Regions from separate parts of the Homo sapiens genome. Here region 2 is linked to region 1. A link is a loop called in an ENCODE intact Hi-C map of the cell type or tissue named here. Cell type or tissue: heart left ventricle. All regions are shown on one strand. Links, peaks and the distances in the headings refer to the core of each region. The heading gives the core; the rest is flanking DNA. Region 1 overlaps CEMIP (cell migration inducing hyaluronidase 1). Region 2 overlaps CEMIP (cell migration inducing hyaluronidase 1).

The links. Peaks named below come from ENCODE experiments on the same cell type or tissue, not always from the same donor. Only the 100,000 strongest peaks of a DNase experiment are listed, where the experiment ranks them.
Region 2: it touches region 1 in a loop (2.0-fold over the local background); 3 of 110 quality-filtered maps call a loop at or near these places.

Annotation. Positions count from the first base shown.
Region 1 is chr15:80,943,670-80,946,580 of GRCh38, reverse strand. All of the region lies in intron 28 of CEMIP (cell migration inducing hyaluronidase 1), which reads right to left. It also overlaps a transcript of MESD not described here. Among named protein-coding and RNA genes, the nearest start is that of MESD, 45 kb to the left of the region's middle. In heart left ventricle, for the core only: no CTCF peak of the experiment used is centred there; no DNase peak of the experiment used is centred there.
Region 2 is chr15:80,892,509-80,895,419 of GRCh38, reverse strand. CEMIP (cell migration inducing hyaluronidase 1) reads right to left here. Exons shown (of 30, transcript NM_001293298.2): 11 at 298-430. Among named protein-coding and RNA genes, the nearest start is that of MIR549A, 52 kb to the right of the region's middle. In heart left ventricle, for the core only: no CTCF peak of the experiment used is centred there; a DNase peak (open chromatin) is centred at 1,359.

The DNA of each region.
Region 1 (2,911 bases), core at 212-2,711:
GGTAAGACCAGATAGAAATGTGGTGATGGAGGAAGGAAGGAGAAAGGGAAGAGAAAGAGAGGAGGTGCGGGAAGGCGGAGGGGAGCATCTGTCAAATCATAAAACCATCCAGGAGCTCCTGAAGGTTCTAGATCCTGAAGGTTCTAGAGACCAGCTCCATTTGGCATCCCCTGGGATTTCATTAGAACCACAGAATTCCTCCATTGCAGACTTCCTGAATCAGAATCTGCATTTTTACAAGATCTGCAGGTGATCATGTATACATTAAAGCTCGAGAAGCCCCATGCTAGAAGATTTCTCTTGGAGCGCATCTTTCTTTTGCTGTCTTCTTTTGATGGACACAGGCTTAGTGTAGTCCAGAGCCAGCCTTCTCTGAGCTGCAGGAAGAGCATGGCCAGGTTTGAAGTCTTTCTGGGAGAACACCATGTCGTTACCATGATGCTCGGGTTGTACCAAGAGCTCAGATTGACCTCTTACGTTCACGTCACCTCTCTCTGGTTAGGCAACACAGGGCTATTGCCTCTATTTTGCAAATGGGGAGATTGAAGCAAATAGTTACCAAGTATCTCAGAGGACCTACCAAAGGGAAATGTGCTTGAAAGACACAGAGGTTTGGAGCAATGTGTGCACCCAGCCTGAAGGTCCCAAATTGCAAAAGTTCGACTTGGGAATAAGGAGTGTCTATCCCCTGCCTCGGGGTGTATTCAGTCCAAAGTGCTGGGAAAATAGCCTTCACAGTGGCAGACTCAGCACACTGGGCCAGATAGGAGGAAGTGAGCACCTCCCTTGGGAATAGAAATGGGGCAGAAGCTCAATGGGGCGTCCAGTTTGTATCTCAAAGGAACTCTGTAACCACAGACCACAGTCCAGACATGGAAAAACTGTATAGGATTCTGGAACCTGTTGTTACCCCCATTTGTGTCCCACTGGGAACAGCGGGAAAGATCTTAAGATGCGAAGGGCTTGTGTGAAATAAGGATAGATGGGAAGGGAGCTGGGGCTGCCTCAGGCCCTTGAGGAAGGCTGGAGAGGGAGGCCCAAAGGGTTGGTAGGGTGAGGCCCCTTAAGGAGACAGGTCTCATTGCTAACACATCCTCCACTCTAGATTCAGGATCTGTTCTCAGGAGGATATTTCTGCATTGTTTCATTTCAGAACAAAAGCTAATGGTCCTTTGTTGGAGCTCAGCCTTCCTACTTGGGGGACTCAAATGTAGGTCTTGCCCTCCTGATGGGGATCTAAGTTAGCTCACAGGAGCGGGACAGAGAGATGGGCTTCTTGTGTCCCCACCCCTTCCCACTGATGCCCAGAAGCCTGCCTACCTATGTTGGGAACACTTCTTTGCCTGGTGTGCCATCCTCATGGCCTATAAGCCCATGCCCCAGCCAGCACAGTCTCCCACAGAGTGGCAGTGCAGAGGCAGCTCCCAGAAGCCATGCTAGATGTTTCTGGTGTGAGCAGCTGCCCTCTTCTCTCCCCAGGACCCTGGGGCCAGTAGTGGCCTGCTGGATGGGGTAGGAAGCATGGGCCAGGCTAGGCAGGGCCCGCAGCCACAGTAGAACAGGATCTACCTTGCCTCATTCCCTGCTGCTTTCCAGGAGGTTAGAGAGGGGTCTAGTGGTACCAATGCCTGCCTGGGTGCCCAGCGCCAGCCCAGGGAGTGGCCCATTCCAGTAAGGGCTTCCCCCAGAGAGGTGCTGCTGCTCGGGCTGGTGGGAGCCTTGCACATGGTTCCAAACAGAGTAGCACTGCAGTCTAGTTTCTTATTCCAAGCTTCTGCATCATCTTTCATTTCAAAAGAAAATTCTCTGCCCAAAACGTCATGATCTCTAGAGGATAACTATTTTTCCCAATTTGGTCAACCTTGTCCTCTGTCTGAATCTGCATATGAAAAATAGAATGCCGAAGAAGCATCTGATGGGGGAATGAGGGAGGGAGTAAATGTGGTTAAGCAAAATCCCATTATCCAAAATCTCGCCAGGTGCCCAGTTCACGTCGTGCCCCTCATGGAGTCAGCATCTGGGAAGTACATTTGCTTTCATTTAATAACTATTAATGTTTACTAAGCACCTACTATGTAGCAGGTACCACATGAAGCGCTTAGACTTTCCACCAGGTTGTGGCTCCTGAGTGAACTGTACACTCACTTAACTAGCCATGTTCTGTGCTAGAAATGCAAAGGGAAGTTAGACATGGCCCCAACATTGAGAAGGCCACACTCTTGATGGGGCAACAGATGTGTCCACCAGACCTATTGTGAGTAGTGCTTTAGCAGAGGTAGAACTTTTATTTTTTATTTTTTTGAGACGGAGTCTTGCTGTGTCACCCAGGCTGGAGTGCAGCTGCGCAATCTCGGCTCACTGCAACGTCCGCCTCCTGGGTTCAAGCGATTCTCCTGCCTCAGCCTCCTGAGTAGCTGGGACTACAGGTGTGCACCACCACACCCAGCTAATTTTTTTGTACTTTTAGTAGAGATGGGGTTTCACCATATTGGCCAGGCTGATGTCAAACTCCTGACCTCATGATCCACCCACCTCGGCCTCCCAAAGTGCTGAAATTACAGGTGTGAGCCAATGCGCCCTGCCAAGGTAGAACTTTTGGGTTGGATCGGAAAAGACCTCACCGAGGAGGCGATGTGGGGAGACTTGTAAGGTACTGGGGAATTACCAAAGTTTGCTAAGGAGAGGGGACACAGGTTTTCCCTACATTTAAGAAGTTTAAACCAGCGGCCAATATGGAAGATGGGTTGGAGTTGGGGCAACTGGAAGAGGGAGGCCCGTTAGGAGACTGTGCCAACAGTGTTGGTGATGAACAGCAAAGGCCGGGGCAGAGTGGCAGAAGAGAGGACGCTGTGGAGGGAACCAGCAGGCGAGCAGTACTGCAGGCAGAATTGATAGGGTGTGATGATAGCAT
Region 2 (2,911 bases), core at 158-2,657, 51 kb after region 1:
AATAATAGCACCCAAAGAGGCAAAGAACTGCACATCTCTGCAGGGGAGGGCAGCTCTGTCCATTTGTACCTTGACTGCCTTGGACCAGGCCCTTCCCCTTCCTGAAAGGCTTATGGGCAGGGTGGGGTTCTGCTGTCTCCTGCCAACTCCAAGGATCCTCCCACTGCTCCCGTGTCACAAAAGTGCTCTCCTTTGGGAGCACTGTCTCACTGAGAGGTCTGGAAGTTGCCTGCATAGCTGCCAGTTCAAGGAACCGAGCCATAGTTGCATCTGTGTCCCCGACAAGGGGCTGCTTACCAGGCTTCCCACAGAGGAACCGTACACGGTAGCTCCGGCAGGCTCTGCCCCGGTCGTAGCAAGCAAACCTATAATCCTGGCCTTTTTTGTAGACAACCTCGGTGCTGAGGTTAACTCCATCCATTGTAGTGGCCTGGGAATGACACAGAAATTACAGAGCAAAGTCGTTTTTTTTTTATAGAGAAGGAAGGTGCTGATTAATGTTCTAAACATATACTCAGAAGTCTAAAATTGTCCCTGCTGCAACACTATTTACAACGGCCCGAGATGATTATCCCAATGATTGCCCCCATCAGTTTTGTTATGAGAAAGACAGCCTAAAGTCTTGGAATAGATAAATGCCTGGCCTGAGGTCCTACAGTACTCAGTATCGAAACCAGTGATCTACTGCTTATGGCTGGGTGAACATTTTACGGAGCATTTACAATAAGTAGCCACTCTTCTAGGATCTGGGCTGGCCACTTTTTACAATTTGCACCACCACTACCAGCACCATGAACAGCGGCCAACAGTCCAAACATGGTTCTGCATCCCATGGGGAGGAGTCTTTAAAAAATACTCATGCCCAGTCCCCATCCTCGGAGCCTCAGATTTGATTGTGTCTGGGGTGCAGCATGGACATCTGGACTTTGAAAAGTTGTCCAGGTGATTCTAATGGGCAAGAAAGTTTGAGAACCACTAAAGCTAGATGTTTACCTATATTATCTCATTTCATCTTCATAGCAAAACTATGAGGCTGCTGTTAGTTTTACAGATAAGGAAACTCATCCTCAGAGAGGTTCAGTTACTTACCCAGGATCACAAAGCCAGTAGGTGGCAGAGCTAAAACTTGAACCCAGACTTATGTAACTACATCACAACACTTCTAAGCCCCATCCACTCTTGCCCTAAGGTGGAAGCCGCCTAATGTCTTTTGTTCAAATGTCTGCCTCCTCCCACCGCATGGTGGGCTCTGGGTGGGCAAGGAGCTGGTTTTTGCCCCCTTGTCCCCAGCATTCAGCCCAGGGCCTGGCACAGAGTGAGGTCTCAGTGGATGAGGGCTGGCTGGTGAGCAGCTACAAGGCCAGGTGGAGAATTTAGGGAGCAGGCCTCCAGGGAGGGCATGATCCCTGCCAGCTGGGGCCCATCCCAGAGCCAGGGTGTGTCTGCATCCTGACCATGACTATCATTCAAAGACATGCAATTTAGAGCAAGGGCTGCAGCTGCTGTCATCTTTGGCATAGAGACCAAAGGGACCAGACTGGGGTAATAAGGAAGGAAAGTATAGCCAGTCAAAAAAAAAAAAAAAGAGGAGACTTTTTAGGAAACATTGTTTTAAACCCAGCAGCTCCGTTATCTTTGGCTTGGAAGAAGAGCCATGTGGATGTGAGTTCAGCCACAATTAAAACTCAGTCATTTCCTGCAAAAACACACTCACACCCCCTATCTCAGGTGGTCTCTGCAGCAGCCAGAGAGGCAGGGGTTGCAAACTTGCTTTTAGACGGAGGTCAACGCTGATGCTCAGAGGGGTTCAGATGTAAGCTCAAGGTCAGTTAAGGTAAGCCCAGCTCCTCGGGCCTCCTGAAGTTTTCCCCTGAGGGTAGCATGTTCTTCAATTGGAGACCCCGTAAGATTGAGAACTGAGCCTGAAAACATTATCGAAGGGGGCTGGAGATTTTTTCCAGGTATAACATCCAACAATAATTCCAGGAGAACATCTACTCAATTCTGCTGTTTTTTCTTTTTTTCCTTTTTTCTAACCTGAAAAATGACCTCAGTTTTGGATAAGAAGAGTAAAAGGAATCCATCATCATTCAGAGAAAGAGATCTTTAAGTAGACTTGAGTTTATTATTATTCTTGGTAATAATAAGTATTAACAAAATAATTATCAATATAATAACTAATAGTAAATTTATTTTATTTTATTTCATTTCATTTCATTTCATTTATTTATTTATTTTGAGACAGAGCCTCACTCTCTTGCCCAGGCTGGAGTACAATGGCGCCACCTCAGCTCACTGCAACCTCCACCTGTTCAAGCGATTCTTCTGCCTCAGCCTCCCGAGTAGCTGGGATTACAGGTGCCCGCCACCACACCCAGCTAATTTTTGTATTTTTAGTAGAGATAGGGTTTCATCAGCTTGGCCAGGCTGGTCTCGAACTCCTAACTTCAATTGATCCACCCACTTTGGCCTCCCAAAGTGCTGGGATTACCGGCGTGGGCCACCAGTCCAGCCAATAAATTAATTTTAAATAATAAAAAATGTATGGGCCACTTTTCAGTCTGCACACTTCATTGCACTGAATCCACAAAACATGCCCATGAGGAAATAATTATTATCCCTATTTTTGCTGTGAGGAAACGAGACACTAAGTAACAAGACTGTGAGTGAGGTACCCAGGGCACAAAATTTAAGGCAGCACCCACTCTTAGGGTCATGCAAGTGCAGAGTTGGCGCTGGAGGGAGCGGGCTGCCTTAAATTTTGCACCGTGGGCACCTCACTTGCTGATATGCCAAAGCTCACAAGTGGTAGAGCTGTGATCTCTCTGGCTTCAGAATATGTTTTTGTTACCATCAGGCCGACCTCTAGCCACTGCACCAGCTGCTGTGGGGAACACACAGACTGCCTGAT